Linked DNA regions of Homo sapiens: all the other regions are linked to region 1. The links are chromatin contacts, found by Hi-C or POLR2A ChIA-PET in ENCODE. All regions are on one chromosome and are shown on one strand. Each heading gives the region's core, a stretch centred on a gene start or an enhancer-like site at or near the end of the contact. The rest is flanking DNA. Distances are from core to core; before and after follow the strand shown.

Evidence for each region. A loop is a pair of places that touch in the nucleus more often than their neighbours do. ChIA-PET counts read pairs that join two places held with the same protein, here RNA polymerase II (POLR2A). Pooled maps may share reads with other maps.
Region 2: a loop to region 1 is called in a map of naive thymus-derived CD4-positive, alpha-beta T cell, with 6 times the contacts of the local background. The contact joins the promoter of GSTO2 here to the promoter of TRIM8 in region 1. A Hi-C loop is called at or near these places in 1 of 168 maps with a recorded cell type or tissue (naive thymus-derived CD4-positive, alpha-beta T cell) and 7 of 50 pooled maps. POLR2A ChIA-PET finds 5 or more read pairs at or near these places in 1 of 52 experiments (activated T-cell).
Region 3: a map of CD4-positive, alpha-beta memory T cell shows a loop between it and region 1 (13-fold over the local background). The contact joins the promoter of STN1 here to the promoter of TRIM8 in region 1. A Hi-C loop is called at or near these places in 3 of 168 maps with a recorded cell type or tissue (CD4-positive, alpha-beta memory T cell and naive thymus-derived CD4-positive, alpha-beta T cell), 2 of 37 single-sample maps with no recorded cell type and 12 of 50 pooled maps.
Region 4: a loop to region 1 is called in a map with no recorded cell type, with 8 times the contacts of the local background. The contact joins the enhancer-like site here to the promoter of TRIM8 in region 1. A Hi-C loop is called at or near these places in 2 of 37 single-sample maps with no recorded cell type and 2 of 50 pooled maps.
Region 5: a loop to region 1 is called in a map with no recorded cell type, with 6 times the contacts of the local background. The contact joins the enhancer-like site here to the promoter of TRIM8 in region 1. A Hi-C loop is called at or near these places in 2 of 37 single-sample maps with no recorded cell type and 5 of 50 pooled maps.

Annotation. Positions count from the first base shown.
Region 1 is chr10:102,641,856-102,647,658 of GRCh38, reverse strand. TRIM8 (tripartite motif containing 8) reads right to left here and starts at 3,180. Exons shown (of 6, transcript NM_030912.3): 1 at 2,472-3,180. The coding sequence starts at 3,041. It overlaps TRIM8-DT (TRIM8 divergent transcript), which reads left to right and starts at 4,470. Exons shown (of 1, transcript NR_186489.1): 1 at 4,470-4,867. RefSeq lists silencers at 1,529-1,745, 3,031-4,010, 4,091-4,190, 4,461-4,520, 4,851-5,480 and enhancers at 1,921-2,020, 2,801-2,930, 3,032-3,787, 3,788-4,542.
Region 2 is chr10:104,267,931-104,273,733 of GRCh38, reverse strand. It overlaps GSTO2 (glutathione S-transferase omega 2), which reads right to left and starts at 4,550. Exons shown (of 7, transcript NM_183239.2): 1 at 4,465-4,550. It overlaps MIR4482 (microRNA 4482), which reads left to right and starts at 5,329; the gene lies at 5,329-5,398. It overlaps LOC124902497 (a long non-coding RNA gene), which reads left to right and starts at 4,817. Exons shown (of 2, transcript XR_007062284.1): 1 at 4,817-5,181. RefSeq lists enhancers at 4,671-5,010, 5,061-5,230, 5,241-5,300.
Region 3 is chr10:103,914,517-103,920,319 of GRCh38, reverse strand. It overlaps STN1 (STN1 subunit of CST complex), which reads left to right and starts at 2,136. Exons shown (of 10, transcript NM_024928.5): 1 at 2,136-2,220; 2 at 2,664-2,858. The coding sequence starts at 2,726. RefSeq lists a silencer at 1,825-2,174 and enhancers at 1,915-2,209, 1,840-2,485, 2,345-2,674.
Region 4 is chr10:103,694,210-103,700,012 of GRCh38, reverse strand. The region is part of intron 5 of SH3PXD2A (SH3 and PX domains 2A); the gene reads left to right. Among named protein-coding and RNA genes, the nearest start is that of SH3PXD2A-AS1, 50 kb to the left of the region's middle. RefSeq lists a cis regulatory region at 3,370-3,380, enhancers at 3,303-3,447, 3,883-3,992, 3,557-4,303 and a silencer at 3,613-3,672. Within about 2 kb of position 3,377, at least 18 of the 41 ENCODE cell types and tissues checked have a DNase peak (open chromatin) inside an H3K27ac peak, as active enhancers do.
Region 5 is chr10:103,662,518-103,668,320 of GRCh38, reverse strand. The region is part of intron 7 of SH3PXD2A (SH3 and PX domains 2A); the gene reads left to right. LOC124902495 (a long non-coding RNA gene) reads right to left here. Exons shown (of 2, transcript XR_007062276.1): 2 at 2,170-2,374. Among named protein-coding and RNA genes, the nearest start is that of SH3PXD2A-AS1, 81 kb to the left of the region's middle. Within about 2 kb of position 2,625, at least 3 of the 41 ENCODE cell types and tissues checked have a DNase peak (open chromatin) inside an H3K27ac peak, as active enhancers do.

The DNA.
Region 1 (5,803 bases), core at 1,931-4,430:
GCAGACTCCCTCCGGGAAGAGAAAAGGGGCCAAGGAAGAGCGCTCCACCCACTCCCCCTGTTTGGCCTACAGAGAGTGCAGAGGGTTCTTCCATTTAGGTTCCTATGGTTCACCCCCTCCTCTCCCTCCTGGGAGGGCAGGCAGGGCCCCTATTCCTCCACATTCAATAAGTCAAACTCATACTTGAGTGACACTGGGCTACTGAAGGGTTTCCAACCCCAGTGGCCTGGGGCACCAGAAAGAATCAGGGGCCTGGGGAGGGGGAACCTGGAGAAGGATGAGGCTCAGGCTGCCACTGCAGGGCACAGCTGCTGAACGCACAGAATTGCACATCTGGCCCTGATGCAACCCACTACTTCTGAGCCTGCCCACACCAGGCACAAGAAAGCACGCGCATGCACGCGCACGCACACACACGCACACACGCACACACACACCCTGCGGAGTTGCCGACAAAGTTCAGTGCCTGCTTCCATCCAATCCACGAGTCTGGAAATGAGGGGCCTGCTGGGGGGCACCCCAGGGAATACTCTGCATGCACATGCCACCCACCCACCCCTGCCTGTGCCCTGAACTGTAGAGACAGGAGACAGGTGCATTGGAGGGCGAAGCACACAGTCTCAAAGACATTCAAAAACACAGACACCTAAAGCTATCCTCCTACACCAAGTCAGGTATAATGACGTTTTCTCCCCCACCCCAATTAAAGACATCCCTAGAACTCAGACCAGCTACAGCAGCACTGTGGGTGCGGGCAGGCATCCGCCCATCGCCCAGGTTGCTGCCCCTCCCCTGTTCCTTTCAGCCACATCTCCTTTCCCCTCCTCTCATTTTCCACTGCCAATCCCAGGACAGAACTGGACAGCCCTCCTTTCTCCTGCCTCTGCACTTTTCCCGGCCTCCTCCCCCAGCCCTTCCATCTTTATTAATAGCAGCAGCTTCCCAATACTGGGGAAAGTGTGGGCTGTGCCTGCCCTGAACGGGGATGGAGGACACAGGGGGTGGAGGACACACTTCCTTTAAGAAACCAGAGGCCTATCCTGGCACACAAACCCAGGGCTAGTCCATCCGATTGGAAACTAATTATACAGCAAATCGTATTTGCTGCCCCCGCCCCAGCCTGTGGTGGCCCTCCTGCCTTTTGTTGGTTGTATGTGTATGTTTTTTAATTGCTAAACAGTGACTCATTCTGACTGGTCCCCCCACACAGGAAACAGCCCCATCTCCAATCATGCCCTGAACAGAGCTTCCTCATAGCCAGCCTCCGCACTGGCCTCCACTAACCTCCAGGGATCCCCACCCAGAGACACTCCCAGTCCCACCAGAGTGCAGCCTAGCCCCCAGATATCACACCCAGGCCCCAGGCCCCAAGGTGGGGCTTCAGAGAGGACTCCTCGGTGTCAGGCCAACCCCTTCATTTTGGTATGACTCAACCCTGAAAGCCAGAGGACTGGGGAGGGACCTAGGAGGAGCCCCCTCCACTGAAGGGGACGGAAGTATTGCCTCAGTCCAGCTCCAAAACCAGGCCCAGAGGCCTGAGGGGGGAGGCGGTTTGACATTGGCCGCGGCCGCAGGGTGTATACAATGGGAGGGGACGCGGTTCCGTAATCACCCAGCCGGCAGCCCAGGGGAGCCAGCTGCCTGAAACCAGATTTCAAGGCGGCTCAACCTTAAACCCACAGGATTCTTTTTCCGTCTTCCACTTCCCCTCCCCAAATGTGGGAGGGCGGCGAGAGGGCTGTGCTAGGCGAAAGGGCCAGGATGATGAAGACAGATACTTGAAGGCTTGTTCATGCGGCCCGTGCGACACACAGGCACACAGGGCAGCGATTCTCACACAGGGAGAGCCGGCTCTCGGGAGGAATCCAAATAGCGGAGCCGCTGTCGGGGCCTCGCTGGCTGCCCAGGCCCTGTCCAGAGAGACGGCCGGAGTTCTGCTCTCCCTCTGGAAACTCCCCCCACTCCCCCCCCAGTGTGTTTCCAATAGCGCTGAAAACTAACATGGCTGCTTTTGTTTACTTCCTCATTGGTATGCCAGCATCATGGATCATGTCAGCCACAGCAGCGGCACCGGGACACTCATTACATAAACAGCAGCTGGAGAGGCAGGACCGGGGTCACTGCCTCGGTGACTTCCCGTAGGGCCTACAGCAACAAGACTGGGGGAGGGAGCTGCGCACCACAGAAAAGCAACACCCAGACTCTACCCCTGACGGTCCCACACCCCAATCCCATAAAGCACTCAGAAGACGGACCCTGTGCGCACAGGTGCGAGAATGTACCAAGTAGCGACCCGGGGCCCTTCTTCCCAGGACCCTGTCCCCAAACTTTCAGAGAAGAGTTTGGCCAGGGGCCACTGGCCTGATGTCACAAGAGTCAGCCTGTCGGGATGGGTGGTCCCGGGGCGGGAGAGAGGAAGGGACTGTGTGTCTGTGTGTGTGTGTGTGCGCGCGCGCGCGTAGGGTACTTGCCCGGATTTCATTCCTTCGGATCTCCACGTCGCACACCGAGTGTCCCTGATGCGCGCCGCTGTAGTAGCAGCAGTACTGGCACACGGCCACCTGCTCGGCCTCGCAGTGGTAGAGGCGGTAGGCGTTGTGCTGCGGGCAGCTCCAGGCCCGCACGTCGTCCGCCTCCACCAGGAGGTGCCCGCGGGCGGTGGAGGGCTGCTGCAGGTGCGTCTGCACGTGGGACTGGCAGCAGGGCGCCTCGCAGCGCAGGCAGACCTTCTGCGCGGGCAGCGGGGGGCCGCGGCGGCAGAACACGCAGTGCAGCGCCGCCGGCGGCTTCTCCACGTGCAGGGCATTGAACTTCTCCACGATGTTGGTGAGCTTCAGGTTCTTCTCCAGGCCCGGCTTCTGGTTGTAGGCCTGGTTGCACTCTGGGCAGCGTACGAGGCCGCTGTCCTTGGCCCACGCCTCGCCGATGCAGCCCCGGCAGAAGTTGTGTTTGCACGGCAGCTGCACTGGCTCCACGAAAACGTGCAGGCAGATAGGGCAGATGAGCTCCTCCTCGAAGCAGTTCTTCCAATTCTCCGCCATGGCGGCCGCGGGCAGGGGGCCGGGGCAGGCCTCCCCGACTCCCCAGCCCCGGGGGTCCGTCCGGAGCCGCTGTAGGCCCACCGAGCCCCGAGCTCCGGCCCCAGCCGGCCCCGACGGTCGCTCAGTCAGCAGCGCCTTCCGCGTGCCCGCCCCCCGGAGGAGGGAGCCGCGGTCCTCACGCCGCGCGCGCAGCGGGCTGCGTCTCCTCCTCCTCCCGAGCGCCTAGCGGGAGGCGGCGGACTGCGCCAGGGCCGCGGCCGGGACTCCAGCCTTGGAGGGGAGCGCCGGGGTCCAAATTCCATATAAGAGGCCGCCTCCCCGTCGGCGCGGCTAGGGCAGTGGCGGCCCGCGGCCTGCGCTCGTCCCCGCGGCTGACATTGGGGCGCGCCCCGCGGCAGACGGAGCTTGGGAGCAGCACACTTCTTCCGGCGGCGGCGGCAGCGGCGGCTCCTGCCTGGCTCGTCGGCGCCGCACCTCCCTCGCAGGGGCCGGAGCCCGGGGTCTGCGGGGCCAGGAGGCGAGGGCGGCCGCGCCGAGGGCTGCTAGATCCGGACGGGGCGGGAGGGGCAGGCCGGCGGTCCCCGGGCCACGGTGCAGGCGTCCCCCGGCTGGCTGGCCGGGCGCGGGCTGCGGGGCGCGGGCGGGCCGACTCCGGGGCGCTGCGTGCGCGCAGGGGCAGTCATTCAGATGAAATTCCAGTCCCCGGCCAGAGACACCAGCCCGCCTCTGCCTTCCTCCTCCCTTCACAAATAGAAACGGAAGGGGGAGGGAGAGAAGTGGAAAAAAAGGCAACCGGCGAGGGAGGGAGGGAGAAGCCCCGGCGGCGCTCCGGCCTGACCCCCGGGCGGCTACTTCTGCGCTCCCCCGAGGCCCGGCGCCCCCGCCGCGGAGAGACCCCGCGCGCCCGTCTCCGCGCTGGGCGGGCGCCCGGGCTCTGCCGAGGAAAACAAGGATTGATCAAACTAGAAAGGAATTTTTCTCAACTGCTAATGAACAGGAGGCTCGGCTCCCGGCCCTCCCCTCCCCTCCCCCGGCCCTCCCCCTTCGCCCCCCCGGCCCCCTCCTCCCCACTTTCTTTTCTTCTCGGCCTCTGCTGGGGCCTGGAAGGCTCGGGGCTGCGGTCGGAGCCAGCCTGCGGCGGCGGGGCCAGGCCGAGCCGCCACCCTCAGCGCCCAGCCATCTTGGGCTCCGCGGCGGCGGCCGGGGTCTGGGCGCGCTCGCTGAGGGCCCCGCGGCGTCCTCTCGCTCCTGATTCTTTTTTTTTTTTTTTTGGTGGGATTTTTTTTTTTCCAAGGGGAGGGCTGGCGGCCTCCAACAAATTAGGAGAGAGAGAGGGAGAAAATGCCAAGTCCCGATTTCTCTCCACCTCTGCTCCACCCACCCCGGTCCTGTCCAAAAAATAAAAGAAGATGAGAATTGGAAGAAGTCGGCAGAAAGGCGAGAGCCCGCGGTCCCCGGCTGCTGCCCAGGCGACGCGTCCGGGGCGGGCCCGCACCCGTTGCTCGGTCCGAGGTCCGTCTGTCTGCCCGCGGCTTCTCAAGGGAGGGGAGGGCGCTTCGGGCAGGGTCTCCGCAGCCGCTGTCGCCTCAGAGCTTTATCCTCAGATCAAAAAAGAAAAAACAGGAAGAAAAAAATCCCAACCCCAACACTCTCATCACAGCCACCTTCAGCCATCTTGCGCGTATTATTATTTCAGGAATAATCTGTTTAATAAAAATACCTGCGTATCCAGCCCCTCCCCCGCGTCCTGGGGTCCCCGCCCCCTTTTAATAATAATCTCGATAATAAAAACGATCGGCGGGCCGGGCAGTCCGTGGCGGCCCTTTCCTGCCTCGACTTGCTCGGGCCCGGCTCTCCCCCCGCGAAGGGGCGCCCCGGGGTGGGGGTGCGTCCCCGTCACCCGCGCGGGGAGGAAAGGGCGCCCTCGCCGCCGCCGCGAGGAAGGCGGCGGCGGAGATGCCGCGGCCCGCGGGACCAGCCGGAGGGGCACTCGGGGGTCCCGGGGCCCCCGCCACGGCCCGGCCTGGGAGTCCGCAGCCGGCCGTATACAATGGGTTCGGAGCAGAGCGGGGCAGGCAGGGTGGGGAAACGGGAGGGCCAGGGGCTGCAGCGAGCCGAGCTCCCGGGCTGGGGCGGAAGGAGACGGGGGGTGGTGTCCCTACATCAAGGCCGGTCCCGCTACTCGGGAAGGGGGCGGAGAGCTGCGGCGCTGGGGGGCGAGGAGAAAGCGGCAGGCGGCGCCTTTAATCGGCACCCGCCGGTTCGGCCCACCCGGCACTGGCGAAAGAAACGGGCGCGGTGGGGGGGAAGGGGCGGGGCGTGCTTTCCGGAAGTACAGTTACAGGGCCGGGCGCCCGGCTCCTCCCCCTTTCCCTGTCGCGTTGGGGCTGTTCCGGAGGCTGCTCCTGCTATTGGCCCACAAGCTGAGGCTCCACCTCCCTAAGGCGGGGCAGACCCGAGAGTCTCACGTGACTCTCACAAACTTCGGTACATTAAACATTGGGATGGGAGGGGGTTTTCCGCGCTTGTTAAAAAAGCGATGATGCCACGGCGTAGTGGGACCACCTCTTCCTGGGCCTGAAGTGAAGACCCGTGGCTCTTTTTACCCAGAGGGAAAGGAGCGTTTGTCGGTCTGCTCAGCAGTCCGGTGGAACTGAGCAGGGAAATGCAAAGGTTCAGTGTGGGGAGATTTCCCGATGTCCTTAATACTTTTAACTTCATCCCTGGCACTTTAAACTACCTAGCAAGATAGGCATTTATTC
Region 2 (5,803 bases), core at 3,301-5,800, 1.6 Mb before region 1:
AAAGTCCAAAGCTTGACTCGTTGTCTTGACCTTTAAAACTGGTAATAGTGTTAGGAGGAAAGGATTTTAAGTCCAGGAAAAGATATAGCACGTAATGGCTGCTCAACAAATAATACTTGAATCTAAATATCTTTTATTAAAATGACAGAGCCTAATTATGTAGCTTATAACTGGGTACTGTTTGGCCTTTGGAATTCCAGTCTATCCAGAACTTCTTGGTTAATAATAGTGTTAACATTTTTTGCTAGTGAATAAGAATCTTTGCAAATCTTCAGAATAGTGACTCAACTACATTTTTTGCTGTCATTCAATGATTTCATGTGAAATAAGCTTAGATAATAATATGGAAAGTATTAACATTTTATAAGAATCAGGGAATGGCAAAAATGTTTGAATAAATGTTCTCTGAAAATAAAATGCATATATGTCAGCAAGAAATCTGGTGTTGGAGAAGACATATTGGTTCCCGGCTTGCTACGCTGACAACTTTTCATTTAAGAAGACAGAGAAAGTAACAGAGTAACTTCTACTACTTTGGAGCTAATTCTGATCAAGAAGGACAAATTGGATGGTAAAATAGAAGCAAGAAACACAACCATGTCATCTTAGAGCTCCTGGTAGGTAAGATGACTTCTGGGCATACACATGCATCCCTCATATAAAAAAAGCAGATTTCAAGATAGTTGAGAAAAATATATCCATAGCCTAAAAAAGGCCATAAGAGGGTTGCAAAATCTCAAAATCAAAATAAATTATTACTAATATATATTTGGTGCTTCATGTGTATTGACCCAGTTAATTCTTAAAATAGTCCAATAACTGGGCCGGGTGCGGTGGCTCATGCCTGTAATCCCAGCACTTTGGGAGGCCGAGGCGGGCGGATCACGAGGTCAGGAGATTGAGGCCATCCTGGCTAACGTGGTGAAACCCCGTCTCTACTAAAAACACAAAAATTAGCCGGGCGCGGTGGCAGGCGCCTGTAGTCCCAGCTACTCAGGAGGCTGAGGCAGGAGAACGGCGTGAACCCGGGAGGCGGAGCTTGCTGTGAGCCGAGACTGCGCCACTGCACTCCAGCCTGGGCGACAGAGCGAGACTCCGTCTCAAAAAAAAAAAAAAAAAAAAAAAAAAAAAAAAAAAAAAAAAAAAGTCCCATAACTGTTCTATTTTGATTCACTTTAAAAGATGAGTAAACTGAGACTAGCATAGTTAAGCACTTCTCAACTAGTAAGTGAAAGAGGGAGGACTAGGAACCCTGGAAGTTTGACTCCAGCGGCAACAATCTCAACCAGTATCTTAGTCTTTATCAGATGCCATGAACTGAATGATTGGCAAATGTTTTTACATATATTAAATATTTCAGGCTTTTCAGGCCATCTGGTCTCCACTATTTAGTTCTACACTTGTAGTGTAAAAACAGCCATCGATGATAAATAAACAAATGGGTGTGGCTGTATTTATGGACACACTGAATTTGAACTGCATATATGTATTTTAATAGCCTTTTTTTAAAAAAAAGTTTTAGATTCACAGCAAAATTGAGCAGAAAATACACATTTCCCATATACCCTGTGCCCCCGCACATGCACAGTCTCTTCCACTATCAATATTCCAATCAGAGAGGTACATTTATTACAATCAATGAACCCACATTGACATATTATCACCCAACATCCATAGTTAATATATTAGGGCTCACTCTTGGTGAATTTCATATAATTTTCACATATCACGTTGTGACTGGTTTTTCTTTTTCAACCCTTTAAAAATGTAAAAAATCATTCTTAGATATTGAGCTATAAAAAAACCAACAATTGGTTGGATTTAGCCCAATGGCCTTAATTTGCCCATCCATGGTCTCTGGATAATGGCCAAACTGGGAATTCCATTTGTAAATTAAAAGGTTCCTGGATCCACCTTTCTACTTTGCCAGAAGAGGATGATTTTCCAAGTTTTGTTTTTTCATTCCCACCTTTTAAAAGAAACTAACTCTGAGAGTTGGGAAATGTTCATGAAAAGTGTATCTGTATGTGGGAAATCAAGTTCTGAAATGCCAAGTTAATTTGGTAGAGTTAGAAGACAGGGATGGAAGCTGTTCTCCTCTAAAGGGAAACAATCTAGTGTCAAGGTTCTCAGAACAGGCCCTGGAGCCCAATGGGCTGACTTTTTGAGACCCAGCTTTGGCACTTAGGCAAGCTATCTAACCTTTTTGGATTTCACTTTCCTCACCTGCAAAATGAGAACACCAATAATACCTACTTTATGAATTGTGAGTATCGAATCAAATAGTCCAGGGCATCGTCAGTATAGTAAGAGCTCAGTATACGTCAAAGTTAATGACAAACGCTAGTGAGTAAGAACACATTTTAAATAGCAGAGTGCATTCCAATTTTGTATCCACAAAGATGAAGCACACTGTGATTCGGCTTTGCCAAGCATATTAGAATTAAAGTTCAACTCACAATACTTATTTCACCAGTTACCAGTTTAATGCCAATTGAATGGGCTGAATGCTGCAGACTCCATTTCAGTAATGTGGTTTTTAATCTTACCTCTGAACACTATACTTTCCCTAGAAAGATTTTAACCTTAAGCTTATCCCTACTTTCTTTTGAATACCCAACAGGTACTTCTTTGAAATCCTCTTTGCAAACTTTCCTTCTATGTTATTTCATGTTTATACCTTTATTATACTGACCCACTCAATCATGAAACAAATTGTAAGTAGACCATATTAAACCTACTCCAAATCCATTTTCAGCCACCTGAAATATGATCGGATCTGCTTTGAAAATGTTTGGATCTTCGGTCATGGGTGATTAACGACTTAAGCCTTCTAGGAAAATAATGCCACCAAAGAAATAGCTTACACTCTATTTACATGCATTTGTTTTGAGAAGAGGAACTGTGGTTTGCATTCGGCAACTTTTCAAAATTTTTTGTCACGCCATCTCTTGATAGTAGCAGAAACTGGACTGGAGTACATTCCTCTTAATAAGTTAGAAGCCTAATTTATATGAAAGATTATATTACTGGGTGTTCCCTTATTGTCCAATGAGTTCAAAAAGTGAGATACGTTAGGTAAAAGGTTCTATTCTCAAATGTGCTTATATTCAGGAAAAATTTCATATTCCCAATTGGGAAATCAGGGTCAAATGAGGCTATCTTTTTAACTACTTGATTCTGCTTCCCTATCCCTATTTCTCTCTACAACTTGAGGAATCAAAGAAAAAAAAAACTTTTTAAATAAATATTTGGTATAATAACATTTGAATAAGTAAAGGCAAATTGTCAAGATCCTGAAATCAGGAAAAGTCAAATAATTTGTAAAATCAAAACCACTGAGTTTGGAAAAGGAACATTATTAACTCATTAACTCCTGTTAAATCCCACGAATAATGGTGTGGTCAAAAAGGCAGATACAGGCCGGGCGCGGTGGCTCACGCCTGTAATCCCAGCGATTTGGGAGGCTGAGGCGGGCGGATCACGAGGTCAAGAGATCGAGACCATCCTGGCTAACACGGTGAAACCCCGTCTCTACTAAAAATACAAAAAATTAGCCGGGCGCGGTGGCGGGCGCCTGTAGTCCCAGCTACTTGGGAGGCTGAGGCAGGAGAATGGCGTGAACCCGGGAGGCGGAGCTTGCAGTGAGCCGAGATCGCGCCACTGCAGTCCGGCCTGGGCAGAACAGCGAGACTCCGTCTCAAAAAAAAAAAAAAAAGGTAGATACTATCCTCTGTCAGAGCTGTTGGATAAAGAGACTGGAAAAATAGCACATATAAATTCATCTCACGAACGGTCTTACTGTAAGAGTTCAGGCTAGATTCGAATCTCTTCAATATTTATTAGCTGGGTGACCTTGGGCAAATGACAACAACTTTCGGGTGTTCTTATATGTAATTCGTAGCTAATAGTACCAGTACATTATGTGGTTTGCGAAGGTTTCATTCAGAAACTGGATGAGAAATATTGAATGCTTAGCATGTGTCTGATACATAGTAAGTGTTCAACATTAGCTATTATTATTTTATGATTATTTCAATGTAGCAGGGAAGACTTTTCACAGTTTTCACAAAGACAGCACATTCCCAGAAACCAAATTCCCCTGCTTGCCAGTGCCTTAAACACGTAAACACGTGGGACTCGTGGTGTCCCACGCAAGGCTGAGAACTGGTTATCTGGGGTGGTCTCTGCCTGTTTCCAGCCAAATCAGAAAAAATAAGAACACCTTAATTAAAGGTATGCGGTTTAAAGACCTGTTCTTTATTCTTAGGCTGCACTTTGTTGGATGTGAAATTCTTTGATGCAACAGTGGCCAAGGCTAAATAGGATTTCTCGTAAAGTGTTAGGCAAAAGTTAAAGTTGGCAAGCCTACTGTGGGCCCCGAAATTCGTGAAAACCCCAGGAAACAGAATTGACCTCAAACCCCTCTTCCCTTCCAATACAACGCAGGCCGAACGGACCCACCGGTGGCGGTGAGAGAGGTCCCGCGAGAGACCTCCGGGAACTCGGGCAACCGGACCAGGATTGGCGGCGGCAGCAGCAGCAAGGAGGCGGGGCCTAGACGGGGCCTGCCCCTCGCACGTGATCCTACCCGCCAACTAGCCCCGGCGCCCAGAGCATCAGCCAATCCTCAAAGCTTTGGAAGTACCTGCCCAGCAGTGCGGCTGAGCCAATGGGCGGCCTCCTTACAGGCTCCTGGAGATCGGGATTCGCGGGTCCTGCCGGCGCCGGTGGCTGACGAAAGAGGAACCGGTAGTGGTTGGCTGTGGGACCCCGGCACCCGGCTCCGCACCTGAGGGGAAATCCGCTGGAAAGCACTAGGGCCAAGCGGCTCCGGTAGGCGCGCGGCAGCAGAGGTGGTCCGCCGCCGGCAGCCGGGGCTTTGGTGGCCGCTGAAGGTTTGCGGCAGGAGGCCTTTGTGAAGTCAGTCGGCTCCAGGTCGCCCTCCGGATGCGGTCCCCACACCGCCTGCGTCACCTGGGTTGAGGGGCTCATTTGAAATACAGACTTCGCTACCCACCCCAGCCTGCTGAATCGGAAATGCAGCGGTGAGCCATAGGTGATTATTATGCACCCTTAAATTTAAGAATTAGTCATTCGGAGGTTTCTCTCAATGGCGAACTTGAAAATAAGTTCAGGAAACCAGACAATTGGAGCGGACCGACAGCCCTGATTCCAATGGTAAGAGCAGTGCGCTGGGTGTGATCTTTCTGCCAGCACCTTAAGGCCTCACTTAACCTCGGGACCTTAGTTGCATCATCTATAGAATGAAATGATTGCTCTCCGACCTACCTTCTCGTGGTGGTGATGTGATAATAAAAATTGAATAGTGAGCAACCCAGTGGGCTATGGAAATGTGTGGAAGATGGCATTTCTATTTCTCAGTGGGGCTCTTACCTATTACTCATCAACCTTGTAGGCAGAATTGACTGATGCAGCCTACACAGTATTTAATTACATAAATGGGACACCACCTATGTGCCCAACATGGGATTTGATAGGAAGGATTTGAAGGGGTTAGAGACAGGGAGACCAAATAGGAGTCTGCCCAGCCACCCAGCTTTCGGGTAATGTGCGTCTGGTCTTCAGGGCCAACAATAGAGAGAATGTGAAATTAAGTTGATGATGGAAATGAAAGAAGGAGGAATTGAAAGCTTCTCAACTAAGAAACCAGAAGACAAGCAACAAGAGAGCATCTCATGAAATCACACAACAGGGTAACTGAGTGGGTATTTCCTGTGAGCAGTTATAAAGTTAGATTGTGGACGGGTACGGTGGCTCATGCCACTTTGGGAGGCCGAGG
Region 3 (5,803 bases), core at 887-3,386, 1.3 Mb before region 1:
GCAGTGTTGCAGAATTCCAGAGGAGCCCTGCAGTGTTGAGGATTTTAGGAGTCCCTTCATACACGTCCAGGCGGTGGCTTGGGGAACCTGAAATCTGTGTTGATGGAGACTAAAGGGAAGAGGATCCTCCCAAATTCCTCTAAATGCTTCTGCAGTCTGGAAATTCTTTTCTACATTTCACCTTAGGTTTCAGTTACAACCTACTCCTTCAGGTTTGGGGCTCAGATCAAAAGGAACACCCTTAGACTCCAAGGAGTCCTCCCTTCATTGTAAAAGATGACATTGGGACATTCTGCTCTGCTTATACCACCTGGGTGTGGTCCTTCCCAAGGCTGGCAGTAAGCATGGAGTCCAGGAGGGCTCTTTTATCCAACACTCTACCCTTGAGCGCCATGAGCATTATTCCTGAAATCATCTCAGGCTCTGACACTTAGTAGTGATTTCCTCCTTTGGGTTTCACCCTGGAGCAGATGTGTACAGTCAGGAAAATGTCACTCAACCTGTCTCTCCCCATCTGACAGGTCAGCAGGAAGCACCTGTCCTACTGGGTGTGTTTTCTTTGCAAGGGCCTTCCTCCTATAAGAGAAGGTATCTTCTCTCTCTCTCTTTTTTTTTTTTTTTTTTTAATTGAGGCAGAGTCTCACACTGTCACCCAGGCTGGAGTGCAATGGCCCGATCTCAGCTCACTGCAACCGCTGTCTCCCAGGTTCATGCGATTCTCCTGCCTCAGCCTCCCGAGTAGCTGGGATTACAGGCGCACGCCACCACATTTGGCTATTTTTGTATTTTTAGTAGAGAGGGGGTTGGTTTCCGTATATTGGCCTGCCTGGTCTTGAACTCCTGACCTCGTGATCTGCCCGCCTCGGCCTCACAAAATGTTGGGATTACAGGTGTGAGCCACCGCGCCCAGCCAGTGTCTTCTCTTAATTAAATCTTAAACCCTACATTTCCTAGTGTTCATTGCAGTAGAATCTGGGCAATGTATTTTACCAAGGACTCTTGTTTTTGAGCTTCTTAAATGGCCGGGGAGGTAATTAAATGCCATGGGTCTAATGACACACACACTTTCCATTCCAGCGGCTCCAAGTTCCTTCTCTGATAAATAGTTTAGCAATTATCTCTTTGGCCACCACCTGCCTCCCCCGGGAATGGTCTGCCAGGGTGATCTGTACTCCCCTGCCATTTTCCAGAGTCTCTGTAAATTAGGAAGAATTCCTGACGTCTCGGGTAACGTAGCTCTTTATGGGAGTGGAACGTGGCTATCTTTCCTCACTTTAAAATAGAAATTCTGGAGACTAAGCACCATCAAGGTGGCCATGATTTACCAAAATGCCAGCTTTTCAAAGTTCTTAAGTGTACAACCTTCCAGACTGTAGACCGAACAAGGGTAAAGGAGACAAAATGTATTGTCATGATTTTGCACGGCTAGTCTCTGGCAGAGTCAAGACCTCACATTCACTCGAGGGCTCAAATTTAGATATTGACATCTCCAAGTGAAACTAGAGTCCTAAGTGTGTGAGTCAGGTCACTTACCAACTGTAAATGAACATTTAAAATATGCCACAATGCACTCGTGGCACTGCTTACTTTTTATCTGTTTTACATATCAGGAATCAAAAAGAAAAATAGTCTGATCCTGACCCAACCTCTAGGAGGCCCAGGTTCAGGGTCCCGCCACCAGCAGGAGGAGGGGTGAAAGGTGACTAGAAGAGCGGCGTTAGAACTGCAGGAATTTCAAGGTCGCCTCCTAGGCCTCAGCGGTGGAGGCTAGCACGAAGGCGGGGCTGCAGCGCTGCCTGAACCAAAAGTACGCTGCGCTGAGGCGGGGCACGGAACGGGCTGGACTTCGGCTGGATGGGGCCTAGCGGATGGTTGGGCCGCGGCGGGATGGGGCGGGGCTTCGGGCGGGATGGGGCGGGGCTTCGGGCAGGATGGGGCGTGGCCGCGGCGGGATGGGTGGGGTCTGGGTGGGATGAGGCGGGACTTCGGGAGAGATGGGGCGGAGCCGTGGCGAGGCGCTGCAGCAGAAAGGAAATGCGCTGGCGGGGAGACCGGGGTTGGTCCCTGGCGGGGCAGGGGGCGGGCTCAGGCCGGAACTCCAGAGACGACCTCAGCCAACTGCTCCTGCGCCGGGCGGGGTCGTCGCCGCCAGCGGCTCCGAGCGCCGGAAGGGCCAGGTCTCAGGGCTCCTGGAGCTGCAGGCGGCGGGAGGGGCTACAAGTGGGTCCATTTTTTAGTATCTTTTTTCCTCCTTTTCTTGGCTCATCCCCAAAAGCGGAAAGTTTAGGGCAGAGCGACAGTCAGACCCATCCACTATGCCCCAACACGTGCAGGGCTGCGAGGGCGCCCGTTCCTCCCGGGACCCCAAGCGGTTTCTGCTACGCCTGTACAGACGTATCTTCCCAGAGTGAAAGTTGATGTTTAGCCGTTCCGAAGTTGGTGCTTTGTGGGAAGGAGAACAGCGGGAGAGCCGTAAGGAACGCAGGCGTCCTGACGTGAGGAACGCCTCTTAACACGCCCCGTGGCATGGAGTTTGACAGGGCCCTGGATCCCTGCGTTCACCCCTCCTGGAGTCCTGGACGCCCACCTGGGAGCAGCGTCAGGGCCGTGCCACTTTGACCCACGTTAAACGCATTGCATCCTCATTTCTGTGTCCCATCTAGATGCTTGACTCAGTGATGCAGAACCTTTCAGAGTTAGCTGGAAGCCACAGCCCTGCCTCTTGATGCAGCCTGGATCCAGCCGGTGTGAAGAGGAGACCCCTTCCCTCTTGTGGGGTTTGGATCCTGTGTTTCTAGCCTTTGCAAAACTCTACATCAGGGATATCCTGGACATGAAGGAGTCCCGCCAGGTGCCAGGTATGTGGCTAGCCACCCTGGGATGCCCTGGGCTGCATCTGCCACCCTTTCCCAAAGTCTCAGAAAGCTGGGATTAGAGGCTTTTAGGAGAGCCTTCCCTGCTGCAGGCTTTGAAAGGGACCTAGCCTGGACCTTCGCATGAGTTCATTTATTTGCAAGGTAAAAAAAACAGTCTAAATCTTTTTTTTTTTTTTTTTTTTTTTAGTAGGTGTTTGGGGGAGTAACTTTTGTACTGGGGTTTTTACCTCCATTTAGGGTCTTTCATGCTTAAAAATGCTCATTTGTTTTTCTTTGGCCCTGCTCCTGTTGGAGAGATCGCTGGGCCAGATATTCCTAGGCCTGGCTCCTTTCCTAAATGTGCCACTTACCTGGTCCGGGCATGTGACTCACCTTCTGCAAAGTCTGGGTTTCTTTGTAAAAATGGAGCTTAACCCTGTGTAATGGAATCTTTTGATTCCTGATATGTAAAGGGGGTTTGTTTTCTTTTGAATTAAGCAGAATCAAAATATTATAAACTCCCTGAGAGGAAGAACATCATCTGTCTTGTTCACCTTTGTAATCCCAGGGCTTAGAACAGTGCCTGGCATATAGTGGGCCCTCAAATAGAAATAGCAGTTGAAGCAACAAGGCATTATACATGTAAAGTTTAAATTTTCTTTTTTTTTTTTTGTATTAGAATAGTGGCTACTAGAGATAGGCTTATCTTACCTAAAAATATAACAAGTATAGTTTGGGGTGGATTTAAATAATTCACGTAGCTGTGTAATAATTCACAAATAGCCACATGTTTACTGTGCTATTTGAGAAGTTTGGTTAAACTTTCTTTGCTATTTTGAGTGAAGCTTTCCAGTCAAGGTCCTTCTGAATAACAAACTATGAGTTAGAAGTAGTCAAGAATCTCAAGCATCCACAGTTTTAATGAGATAAGGTTTTGTTTGTTTCCAGTTAAATGTACAAATATATTTGGATGACCTTATGCTAATGCCTTTTGTACAGATTTTTCGCCACACCTTTATTTCCTAATTATTGTTGGAAATGGTCTGTGTTTTCCCTTGGAAGGCAGCCAACCTCCTCCACAGTTTTCCATTTTCCAGTCTGGTTTTCTTCATAGCTCATCTCTTCAGGAAGAAATTAATTCACACCAAATTCTAGCCTTGCTTAATGATCTTCTGCAGGTGAGAAAACAGGTACCAAGGACATGACAGGGGCTTAACTCTACCTGTAGGCAAAAGACTTTATGATGTGTTAAAAACAAACCAACAAAAACAGGACCAGTGATCTTTGATTTATCACTGGTGAGAATGTTTCCAAGGTGTTTTAAAAATGAAACCTCACGGTTAAAGCAGACATCAGCTGACAGATTGGATACTTTTAGACCTGGGGCCCCCAACCCCTGGGACCACAGACCACTACTGGTACATGGCCATTAGGAACTGGGCCACACAGCAGGAAGTGAGTGGTTGGCCAGTGAGCATTACTGCCTGAGCCCCACATCCTGTCACATCAGCAGCGGCATTACATTCTTTTAGGAGCGCAAACCTTATTGTGAACTGCACGTGTGAGGGATCTAGTTGCACACTCCTTAGGATAATCTAATGCCTCATGATCTGAGGTGGAACAGTTTCATCCCCAAACCGTTCCCCCAACCCCCATCCCCGGAAAAATTGTCTTCTACAAAACCGGTGTCAAAAAGGTTGGGGACCACTGCTTTAGACTATACCATAGTGTTCTGGGGGGTGGGGAATTCCACTCCTAGGTTTTTGTTTTGTTGTTGTGTTTGGTTCCATTTACTATAAAGGCAAAACTTTTGACTACATAAAATTTAGGATTGTTTAAACAGCAAAGAATATCTTAAACAAAATAACAAAGACAAACCCCAAAAATGATAAAATATGAAATGAATGTGTTGTGTGATAAAGAATTTCACTGACCTTTGCCCTTGGTTCCTGCAGGGTAACATCTAAATTATTATAGTTTCCTGAGTGATAGGAGCGTCATCATTATTCATGGTGCCCTCTCGAACCACACTTGAATTTATGCGAATCAGGTGGTTCATGCTGGATCCCTAGATAGTTTGGGGTGGGGCTGTCTATGCCTAAAAGACCAACTGTTCAATTAGAGAGTTGGGGGTTTTGAGCCAGATCATATCAGTCTGACCCTTTGGGAAGGGAGTGGGGCTGGAGATTGAGTTCAGTTATGTGGCCAATCATTCAGTTAATTGTGCCTACCTTATGAGACCTCAGTAAAAACTCTGGACACTGAGGGTCAGATGAGCTTCCCTAGTTGATAATCATGTGTTGGTGTGTCAGGGGGCAAGGTGTCAAGGACACAGAAGCTTTGTGTTTGTGCCCTCCCAGACCCTGCCTTAGCATCTCTTCATTTGGCTGGCCCTGATTTGGATCCTTCATGGATAAAACTATAATCATAAGTATAGCACCTTCCTGAGTCCTGTGAGTCATTCTAGCAAATTATCAAACCTGAGGGAGTGTTGGGGACCCCCAAATTTATAACCAGTTGGTCAGAAGTGCAGTTGGCCTGAGGACTCTCACAAAACTTGGGACTCATGACTCAAATGAGGGCAGTATTGTTGGGGACTGTGCCCTTCACCTGTGAAATTTAACCTATCTTTGAGTAGTTAGCATCAGAATTGCATTGCAAAATGATTGCAAAACGTCAGCTCCTCAAAATTTGAATTTAGAGTTGAACTAAGAAAAATACTGTGAAATTTGATTGTGGTGGTATTTAGATTTGTGTGGGTTCTTTTTGTTTTGTTTTGTTTTTGGGTTTTTTTTGCATTAAAAAAAAAGTATCCCAGGTACAGTGGCTCATGCCTGTAATCCCAGCACTTTGGGAGGCCAAGGCGGGAGGATCACTTGAGCCCAGAGTTCAAGACCAGCCTGGGCAACAAAGTGAGACCCCGTGTCTGAGTTTTAAAAAGCAGTACC
Region 4 (5,803 bases), core at 2,128-4,627, 1.1 Mb before region 1:
AAATGCCTGGGGGGCGGGGTTCTGGGGTCTATGATGGCCATAGCATCTGGCCTCTCTGGGATGCAGCCTGGGGAGCCCCAAGACCCCTTCTCTCCGCAGGAATTCAGCTTTTTCACCCAGGGCAGGAATTCCGGCCCCTCTGGACAAGCCACATGGTCACAATGGGGTCCATTCTCAGAACCCTGGAAAACACAGGCCCTGCGGAGAAAGGACAGATTCTTGTTAAACACAAGGGCCCTCAGTGCCACGATTTAGATCAGGGAGCAAATGGGGGCAGAGAATGGCCTGCAGGCCCCTCTGTCTGTCTTGCCTGGAGGTTGCTGCCTCTGGAGGCCATTCCGTGCAAAGGCTCTCAAAAGCCAGAACAAAAACCCAGCTAGGGGCTAAGGGGTGGAAAAAAAACCCCAACTCTCCAGACCTCAGTGACCCAAAGCCCCTTCGCCCAGCCCTTTGCTCAGACCTTCCTCACTTGGTTTCTGGAAGAACATGCTCCATCTCACTATGGAGGTTTCACAGATAATTCGAATTCTCACAATAGCCCTGTGAGGACACTCAGAGTAGCCTCCTGTTAGGACTGGGGAATCCGAGGGCTCCTGCCACAGTGGGAAATATCACACTGCAGCTCGATACGCAGACAGACATCTGATGCAGGTGCCACAAAACAGCCTTGCCAGGGGTGACTCGCTGATCATTTCTAGTCTGTTCTTCTTAAAATGCTCATTGGGACCATTAAATTGATTCTGAAACTCACTAATGGGTCACTGCCTGTCATTTGAAAAGCACTAGTTTGAAGTGGCTTGTCCAGGGTCACCAGCCCCTGAGGGGGCAGAGCTGGGCCCAGAACCCGGGTCTGTGGACATTCAGCACTGGACTTTGACAGCCCCTCTCCTGCCCCCAACCCCCAGCTGTCAACCTCTCCTCTTAACAAAATTTTCCTCCAGCCAGGATCTGACCAAATCACTCCCCAATTCTGCAAACTTCTGGATTTCACAGCCAGACATCAAAGCCCTGCTCAGCCTTGCCTTTCCTGGCCCGTCCACCCACTACCCTCACTGCCCAGTCCACAACTGTTTGGAGCTGCTTGCTCCTGCTTGTAGAGCTTTCCCCCTGCATCCCTCTATGGATCCAAACCCCCTTGTCCTTTAAGGCCTCCTCCTCCAGGAAGCTACCTGGGATGTTCTGTAGCCCCCAGGACCTCTCTTTTCTCTGCACTGAGTGTAACCCCTCCTGTAATTCTCAGCGTGGATTGTCTGAGAATGTTGGCTTTCTCGTTGGACTTATGTCACATATATCTCTTCTGCCTGCCTGCACAGGCCTTAATGAGGTTGCCTACAGCGAGAGCTTAAAAAGTGCTTTTAGGTTGATAACAGCAGTCAAAATCATTATGTACCTCAAGAGCCCCACGTCACTCCCCTGGCCAAGGTTGCATCTTCTCCAGCCCTCATATTCTAGATAGTGCCCATGTCCCCAGTGACTGCTGGGCTCTGAAGGTCACCCCCAAGTCAGCTGTCTGGCAGCCCAGCCGGCCTCTTGAGCAGTTCCCAGTGGCTGTAGGCCCCGCAGACAGGCATCCTGGGCCCAGCAGCCAATGTCAGCTGGCAGACAGAAGGGTGAGAACATCAGGCTGGAAGTTTGTGTGTGTGTCCTTCTCTGCCAAGGCACTTGCCAGTGGGAGGGAGAGTGGTGAGGGGTGTGGCGGGCAGTGGAGGGTACAACCCTGCAGCATTCAGCAGAACTCCACCTGGCAGGTACTCAGCACCCTTCCACAGAGCCGGCCCAGCCAGGCCCAGCCCCCTTTCCTCTCTCTCCCGTGCCTCAGTGGCTCTTCCTGGCTTCACCTCTCACTCTGGGAACTCTGAACGGCAGGATGGCAATCTCCATTCCCCAGCGAGGGCCTGCTGCCCGCTGCTGGTGTGACCTCTCCTTGTGGCCAAATCCCTAGTGGGCCTCAGCGTGGCCCCTTTGGAGCATTGTGGGTCAGGGCTGTCTGTTTAGCTTCAGGAGCCTGGGCCAGCCACTGAAGCCTCAGACCTCAATCTCCTCATCCATGAAATGGGTGAGCACCTGCTCTGCCTACTTCAGAACACCAAAGAATAAATCCTGGGAGTTTTCAAGGGGAAGGCAGAGTGTGGGGAGCCATGTGTCAAAACAGGGGAACAACACATGTGAATTGTTCAGTGCCTTTCCTGCCCCCACCAGCCTCTCCCTGTGCAGTCTCCAACACCAGCCATTTCACTAGAGCATCCGGGGAGGGAGCACAGCGTGTCTGGCCAAGATAAAATGAAAGGAAAAAAGAAAAACCCTTTCGGGTCTACATTAGCATAAAAATGCAAGCCCTTTACATCTCTTGGTTTTGGGGCTCTGAGAGTTGGCCACTCCTTGGGAGGTTAAATGTGTCCTAATAGAGGGGTCCAGAGGCGTGCGTCCATTCCTGTGGGTCAGGGATGAACACACTTCCTGGTGCTCGGCGCTAGACAGAGACCAGTGGTTGTTCTGGCATTTGCGAAAGCCCAAAACTCTGAAAGTGGGGCTGGAATCACACCTGCCTGGCACTGTCTGCCAGCATCGTGGTGAGGTCCTTAAGGAGAAGCTCCTTTTGTTTCAGGGGCTCTGTAGGACCCAGGTTTAAACAGGTCTTTGCCACCTGTGTAGCAACTGAGGTGGGTCAGATGGGCCCAGGTATGAAAGAATAACAACAAAGACAATTTATAGCAGTTTCTGTGCCGGCCACTGTGCGAAGCCCTTTCTACACACTGTACATTGCATCTTCCCCAAACCCCAGGGGTTTGGTGCTATTATTGTCCTCGTTCTACAGATAGAGAAGTAGAGGCTCAAGAGGCCAAGAAAGTAGATCAAGGGCACCCCCCTGCCCCCACTGCAAGCAGCAGGGATTTGAACTGGAGGCCTCCGTCTCCAGAACCTGCTCATCCAAACATAGCTTGCATCATCCTATGGGGAGGGGCCAAGAGAGGAACCGTATCACCCGGGGATGGGGCGGGGTGGGAGTAGAGGCCCCAGGAGTCCTTGTTTAGATGGGGAGGGATGGAGTGCTGGTTGGAGGAACTCCACCCCTCTTTCCCAGCCAGGCCAGACCTGTGGACCACAGGAGATCACCCATCCCAGTTTGTCCAGTTTGAGCCCTGAAAGTCCCATGTCCCTGTTTTCCTGGGACTGTGGGTCACTGTACCTGTGGTTTGAGTCACCCCTGGACCAGCTGCAGAGAATGAATGGCTGAGTGGTCTGATGGGAGCTGTTTTAGGACACAGCTTGGGAGGCCTTTTCAATTACATTAGCCTCTGGCAACGCTAGAGGGAGATGCTAGCCCCGCCCTTCCTCCCCTCCTCTTCTTCCTGTGGCTCCCTGGCCGATATGATTCAGCAGCAAGTCGGAAGCAGGCTAGACTGTGACCTACCAGGAGTGGAGTCACCGGCAGGGTGGGGGCTGTCAGCACCAGCTCAGGGCAAGACTTGGAGCAAGGACGGAGTGTGGATTGGAGAAGGGGACTGATGGGAAGAGGGGGGGTTCTTGAGTTGTTAGGGAACTGAGCCCCAGCAGAGGGCCCTGCTGTCCTGCCAGACTGGAACTGGTTATAGGGCAGTGGGAAGTGGTCATGGTGTGAAGGGGGATCCCTGCCTTTGCGTCTTGCCCTCGTATGTGAGGGATGGGAGAGTCCCAGCCACTGGATACCTAAACTGCTTATCACCCTATTCAGCAGCTAAAAATATGAAATGGCTTTGCTAAAGGATGCCCAACTGGAAACTTCCAGAAGGTCTCCTATTAGGGCAGCGCCTGCTCGGGCAGGCCAGACACCCTGAAGGATTCAGGATTCCTCTTCGTTCCCACCATTCAGTCACAGCCTGGTGACCCCCACTGCCAGGACCTCAGCCTCCACCCCATTAACCCCATGTGCTGATCAGGCCCTCTGGGCTCTGCCTTCTACTCCTGCATCCACTACTCCAGGAAGGGGTGGTAAGTGGGCATTTGTCTTGAGCCTCAGAGCAAGGCCTGGGTTTTCTGGTCCCCAGTCCTGGTCTCACCCACTCACTATGGCCTTGAGGAAGTTGTCCGGCTTCTCTAAGCTTTGGTCTTCTCACCTGCAAGAGGAGAGCCCACACCCCCTGCAGGGAGGGACCCGGAAGTCCTCGGTGGGGAGGACTCTGAACTCTGGCTGAAGGACAGGCAGGCCAAGAGATATTTTCTAGAGGCTCCTTCAGCACTACAAGCACGTTGTTCTTACTGAGCATAAATGTTTCTTAGGGGTGGCTGGAGGCCTGATGGAGATTATGCAACACTGGAGCAGCCTCAGAATCCCCAGGGGAGTTTGTTGGAGATGCAGACCATGCAGTAGGTTGGGGTGGGGCCCTGCATCTGAATTTTAACCACTTTCTAGATGATTCCATTGAATAGCAGGCTGAGAATCACCAACCAGGGCCTGGCACAAAGGAGGCCCTCCAAGCATGTGAGTTTTGTGTCTTCCCCACTCTTTTTTTTTTTTTTTTCTTTTTGAGACAGAGTCTCACTTGTCACTCAGGCTGGAGTGCAGTGGCACCACCACAGCCCACTGCAGTCTTGACCTCCTGGGCTTCAAGCAATCCTCCCACCTCAGCCTCCCTTGTGGCTGGGAGTACAAGTGCTTGCTACCATGCCTAGCTAATTTATTTTTGGTAGAGATAGGGGGTCTCACTATGTTGCCTAGGCTGGTCTCAAACTCCCTGTCTCATAGGAACAGCCTGGGTAGCCTCAACCTGCTCAGAGCTGGAGAAGGCAGCCATTCCTGTGAGGCAGCCACCCCTGCCTGGGCTACTGGCAGCCAGGGGGATGGTCAGTGGGCCATCAGTCCTGGGCTTCTCCTGCCAGGACCAGCAGGAAAATTGTGGGACAGCAGAGGGTAGCTCCTCAGTGCCCTCACTCCCTGCCCTTCCCCAGTAGCCCTCAGTGAAAAGGCCTGAAAAGCTAATTTCCTCCTTGGGAGTGGAAAGTCTTCTGGGCAGGACACAGCTACGATCTAATACTCTCCTCCTCCTCTCAGGAATTCCCTGCACAGTTGAGCTTTTGGGGGGCACAGCTAGGACTCAGTCTCTGCCCAGTCTTCCTTCTGCAAGGGGGGCAAGCATGCCTTTGTTAAGGCCTTCCCTGGACTGACTGGTGGGAGCCAGGGGAGGGGGCAAATGGAAGCTCTCCCACCTTTCTGTAGTCCCTTTCCAAGGCAACGGTTTCCCAGATTCTCCTCCACACCATCCACGCTGCAGTTTTTATTCCTTCCAGTGGGCTTATAAACCACAGCCCTTCCCCAGATTGGGCAACCTTCGGCAATGGCTGAACCTCTGTTTCCTAATCTATAAAATGGATTAGGATGATAGGACCTTCCTCTTAGTGTGGGTGAGAGGATTGAAGGAGACATGGAATACCAAGGGGGTTCTCAAACAAGATGGGGAAGGAAGGGGAGAGAGTCAGAAATGCAGATTTCCTGGACCTTGCCCCCAGCATTCTGATTAAGTGGGTTCTAAGTTTTGGGAAAGGTCGATGCCTAGGAGAGGGGGAGCTCCCCACTCCTGGCTGTGCAGGCAAATCACCTTGGAGATTAATAAACACTCCAATGTTGGAGGGCACCCCTAGACCTCCTGGATTGGAATCTTGGGGAGCCTCCATGAGGATGACTCTGCTCCTTTCCCTGGGAGCCTGCTGCCTCTTCCTCCAAGAGAACCCCCTTCCACCGCATCCCCCCAAACCCCCAACCCCGCCTTTCCAGTGGCAGACTAGCGGGCTAGTTTGCTTCGACCAAAGATGGGCAGCAACTGGCATT
Region 5 (5,803 bases), core at 1,376-3,875, 1.0 Mb before region 1:
CTTGGGTGGGGTGTGTAACCTCCCTAAGGGGAAGCCATCCCACCTCGTGGGGAGCCTGGCACACAGAAAGTGCTCAGGCAGTGGTGGGGCTTTCGCCATCTTCAGCCTTATCTCAATTGGCCGTCTCAGTGAGAGAGCCCAGCCAAAGATGGTTCATCTCACTTTAGGCAGGTAAACTGAGGCAGAGAGCAGCGGGCCCTGACACCCAACCCTCATTTCCAGTGATCTCACTGGGGAGCTGCAGATTTGGGGCAGGGGGTGGGGCAGTTCTGTGACTGTGACTGAGGGTGGGTCACAGCCCCCATGCCCAGCAATCCAGAGCTTGGCCTGCCTGGCTGAGATGGCCCTCAGGGACTAGGGCCTTGGCCTGTGTCTGGGAGGAGCTGGGCAGGGGTCAGGGACTTGCCTTCAACCTTTAGTCTTATGGGACCATGGCAGAGAATCCCGGACAGCAGGGTTCTCAGCTCCTGGATGGAGATGGTCGGAGGAGGGATGGAATTTCCAGAAGGGTCTTCTATGGGACCCCTCCATTTTTGAGGCTGTTACACACCCTGACCCTCTAGCCCCAAACCTGAGAGCAGAGGTTCAGGCTGGGGGAATAGGGGACAAAGCAGAAGGGTGGGAGCTGAGTGGGGTGGTGGGGCTGGGCCAGCCCCAGTGTTTAGAGCCCAAAGCCCAGCCCCTACTGCTGCAGCTGTGGGCGGGGAATGGGAGGTAAACGTGTTGGGAGGAGTCCAGAGGAGAAGAGAAGGCAGTGGGTCGGAGGGCGTTGCAATCTCCTTCTGGAGTTTCCTGTGACGAGGGCCTGGGCCTGAGCTAATCACTGGGCTCCTGTCCCTTTTTCCCCTCTCCACACGCCAGTGAGCCAGAGCCCACTTGGCCCACAGCAATACATTTTATTCACCAAACGTATAGCGGAGGGGCCAGCAGTCCCAGTCCAGCCTGGGAGGAACCAGTTATAAGGGGCTAGAGGGACTTTTGTAGGATGCCCAGGGTTGGGGAGTCGTGGGGAGCCTGGGGTGGAGGCCAGCACAGGGCCTTACTAGCTCTGTGACCCTGGGGAGGACACTTAACCACGTCTCAAGATGATCCCAGCTGTTTGGAGTGAGAGGCCCAGGGGAGGCAGTGTGGGCTGGGGGAAAACCCAGCCAGACTGCGAGTCCAGGGCCAGAGTCTCTCTGGGCCTTGGTTTCTCCATCTGGAGGGTTGGAGGGTTCTTTGAGATATGAGACAGGAAACTCAGAGGTAAGGGCTGATGTTGGAGATCCTTATAGATCAGGGGCCTCAGGTTGCTTAGCCTGGCATCCCCCCAGAGTAGGCCCAGGGGGCTCTGAGCTGCCTCTCAATCCAGCTGGCAAGTACCCGTTACCTGCTGAAGGTAGGGTCTGGGAGGGGCATGTTGCAGGGACACAGCCCCCGGCCTCCCTTCCCCACCCTTCTCCTGGCACCTGCAGCCCTGGCACCGAGCTGCCTGCTGGTGAGCCCACGAAGGAACCAACAGCTTTGCTGCTCCTCAGATCTCCCATTCCCTCCACTTGCTTTAAAATGACCATCTATGATTTCCATAGGACTTGAAGCCCCGTCACTTCATTCCGTGCTCAGAACAATTCCCATGAGGTAGGAACTGCTATTGTTCCTGTTTCCAGATGACACTAAAGCTCAAGAGAGGTTACGTGTCCTCCCCAGGATCTCAGAGCTAGTAAGGGCAAAGCAGGACTGGACCTCAGACCTTTGGACTCTAATTCTAAGCATTTCCATCATGAATTTCAGGTAATTACTATGTCCCATGTCATGTCCTGAGGCACCAGTCCTGGAGTGTCGAGAGACTCTTGTCCAAGGCACATACTTTGGTTGGGGAGCAATGCCCAACATAAAGTCCAGGAGGGAACAGAAAAGAGGGAACAAGAGTGATCAGGAGCCTCCTGGAGGACAGAGATGCTTGGGGAGAATTGGGAAACTGGGATTGGTAGAGAGAAGGGAAAGCATTCCAGCAGGGGGCAGCAGCTAGAGCACAGACTTGGAAAGTAAGAAGCTGCATGGAGCAGTGGTGTTGGGTGTTGGCGCCTAGTGGGTGCTCGATACATGTGTTGAATCATGAATGATGTATTGAATGGTGGTGTGGGGGACGGGGATCAAGGAACTTGGGGAGCTCAGATTGGCAAGAAAGACTGGGCTTGAATTTGTCCTTTATAGGCAAGAGGGAGCCGTGGAAGGCGTTGGAGCATGGGACTGACTTGGCAAAAGCCCAGTTGAGAAGTTTAAGTTGGCAGCCAGGGTTCCATCCAGGTGGTAGTTGAAGGAATGCAGATGTGAGGCAAGGGTGGGGCAGGGGTCCAGGGGACCCCTGGGACCCCAGCAGGTCCAGCCAGGGGCTCTGTAATAAAGCACAAGGGTCCATCTCTGGATCAGACTCATGCAAAGGCCCCTTCCAACCCAGGAGAGGCTCTGCTGTCTAGAAGAGGTACACCCCTTCTCCATGCTCCTGCCAAGCACTCCTCATCTAAAGACACCAGGCTCCCTCCACTGCCCCCTCCCCACTCAGGCAGACTCCTCCAGCCCCTAGTTCTGCAGGCCTTGGCTGAGAGGGGATCCAGAGTGGCCTCTGTGGGATGACATCACCGCCCACTGCCTGCCTGGCCTGCAAGTGGTTTCTCATCTGGATACCTGCTCGCAGCTCCCGCCCGCCCGGCTGCCCTGGCCAGGGAACACCCTAAGAGGCAGCTGCCAGAGGGAAGAGCTGGGAGCCTGCCTGTGCAACGGGAGGGAAGGGCAGCCAGAAGGACAGAGTGTCCGTGTGTCCATCCCACAGCCTTTGGAGCAGCTCCTGAGAGAGGCCATAGCCTGTCTGTGCTTTCCAATGCCTAGAGAATATTTCCTTAACTTTTCTACCTGTGTCCCAGAGAGTCAGCCTTCAGGAAGGTCAGGCCAATTTTCCAGGAAAGTGGTGGGGGGAAGGGGTGTGGGGGTGTGGATTTAACTCTGCTTTGAAACCCTGCCTCAGATTTTCTTGGCTTGGATTAAAATGAGCTGATGTCTGTCCACTCCCCAGCACCTCCTGCTCGTCCTCCAGGCATCTTCTGGCCACAAAGCTGGGGCTTCTTTCTCCTCCTTACCTCAGTTTCCCCATCTCCCCTTTCTCCCTTCGAGTTTGGCTCATTTTCCCATATTCCCATATCAGAGTCAAGGTATTCATATTGACACCACAAACCAATGAGTCCCTCTGTTCATCTTTCTGCCAGTTCACGCGTTTCACTGGTTCATTTCACACTTATTGAGTGCCTGCCACCTAACAGGCACTGTGGTCTGGTCAGTAGAGGTGGCAAGAGTCAACTAGAAACCCATACTCTAGGCCAGGCGTGGTGGCTTATGCCTATAATCCCAGCACTTTGGGAGGCCAAGGCGGGCAGATCACTTAAGGTCAGGAGTTCAAGGCCAGCCTAGCCAACATGGTGAAACTCCATCTCTACTAAAAAATACAAAAAAAAATTTAGCCAGGTATGGTGGTGGGCACCTGTAATCCCAGCTACTCGGGAGGCTGAGGCTGGAGAATTGCTTGAACCTGGGGGGCGGAGGTTGCAGTGAGCCGAGATTTTGCCACTGCACTCCAACCTGGGCGACAGAGCAAGACTCCGTCTCAAAAAAAAAAAAAAGAGAGAGAAAGAAACCCATACTCTAGTCTTTATTAAGCAGCCGCTGTGTCCCAGGTACCTGGGATGTAATGGGCCCTTCCCTAGGGACCAGGCGCCGGTGGCCCATTATAGGCCACATACAGTGCAGAAGTTAAGATCATAGGCAGTGGTGTCAGGTGGGCTTGGGTTCAATCCCAGCTGTGTGACCTTAGAGAATTCACTTACCCTCATGAGGCTTGCTTTGCCCATGCGTGAAACGGGGCCATCACAGGACCTACTGCATGGGGTTGCTCTGAGGATTGGACGAGGCAGCTCGATGCTGTTGGATGCCTCCAAGTCAGCACTGATGAAGGCTTGCTGTCACTATTGCTATGATCTGGCCATACTCAGGCCTTGCGGGCTCTCTAACCTGCCACAGAACTCTCTATTCTTGTTTGTTGCTGGAGCCTTTCTTTCCCACTCTTCTCATCCAGTGCCCCCACACTGGGAAAGGAGGCCCCATTTCTCGTAGGGCAGGGATGGCCCTTTTTGTGCCGGGTGCGCTTAAGAAGTGCTGTTGGCCACAGAGGCTCCAGGCATGGAACAGGCACTGCTGTTCCCCTAGGGGCACAGTGGGAGGTAGTCCGTCAGCGCAGCACCCGGCGCTGCCTCTGCCCAGCTGGCAGGGGCAGGCACAGAAGCTGGCATGCCTAAGTACAGAGGCGGGGCAGGCCCTACTGCCCGGCTGTTGGTTGCATTTCTGCCTGAAATACAATCCCGGCTTTAGCAGGGCTGCTCGGGACTGTGCACGTGCGAATGTATGTGGCACACTCAGCTGTGCAGGGTCCCTTCTGCTTCTCCAAAGGGCTGAGATGGGCCTGCAGGGCCCACACCTCATGGGAGAAAACTGCCGGGGGGCAGTGGGTTTCTTTCCCTGGAAGGAGGCCTCCCTTTGGGATTTCCTAGAGTTCTGTGGCCATTGCCGTCTGCCCTAGGTTGGAGGGAGCCTCCCCCTACAGAAGGACCCAAAGATCTAAGTAGTGCTTCTTGCACCTGGGTGCACACAAGCACCATAGGGACACAGGGGGGATGTCCAAAAACTACTCATGCCTGAGTCCCAGACCAAAGAAACCTGTCTCTCTGGAGCCCAGCATCAGTACTTTTAAAAAGCTCCCTGGGTGATTCTGTGCTTCCAAGTTGAGGATTACTGTGCTAGAAGAACCAGACTGATGGAAACAAATCAGAGGCAGTTATTCTGCAATGGAAAGACAGATGGGCTTGGGCCTGAACAAAATCATACTGAATGAATGTGATGCTCTTCATAGCAGCTGTGGGAGCTAGAGTCGTCTCTTGCCTGCTGTAGAGGGGCCTCTGGTTAGTCTTTTGTGAAATGGAAGATAAGGGGGATGTTGTGGGCATGAAATGGGGCGGTTAATGTGCCTGGCACATCACATTTGCCAAGTCAAACTCAGGCGTGTGGGGAATGTGGCTATAGGCTGAGGCACCAAGGGGGCTGTGTGGAACTTGGAGACCCTCAGCAATTTTTGTAGCCAGGCTAGTGACATGAAGCCCCCTAGCCTTCAAGGAGATTGGCAGACATATAGTTTATGCCAGTCGCAGTGGCCTATGCCTATAATCCCAGCACTTTGAGAGACTGAGGCGGGAGGATCACTTGAGCCCAGGAGTTCAAGACCAGCCTGGGCAACAAAGTGAGACCTCAGCTCTACAAAACATAAAAAAATTAGCCGGGTATGGTGGTGTGTGCCTTTGGTCCCAGCTACATGGGAGGCTGAGGTGGGAGGATTGCTTGAATCCAGGAGGTCAAGGCTGCAGTAAGCCATGATTGCACCACTGCATTCCAGCCTGGGCAACAAAGACCCTGTCTCAAAAAAAACAAAAGTATACTAGGAATTCCCTTTGGGCTGGGGGTGGTCTGAGAAGGCTTCCTGTAGGAGGTGACTAGTCCATTTCTGGCTAGTGGATCCTTTTCACTCCTAGCTAAAAGCACATCATAGGCCGGGCGCGGTGGCTCACGCCTGTAATCCCAGCACTTTGGGAGGCCGAGGCGGGTGGATCATGAGGTCAGGAGATCGAGACCATCCTGGCTAACAAGGTGAAACCCCGTCTCTACTAAAAATACAAAAAATTAGCCGGGCGCGGTGGCGGGCGCCTGTAGTCCCAGCTACTCGGGAGGC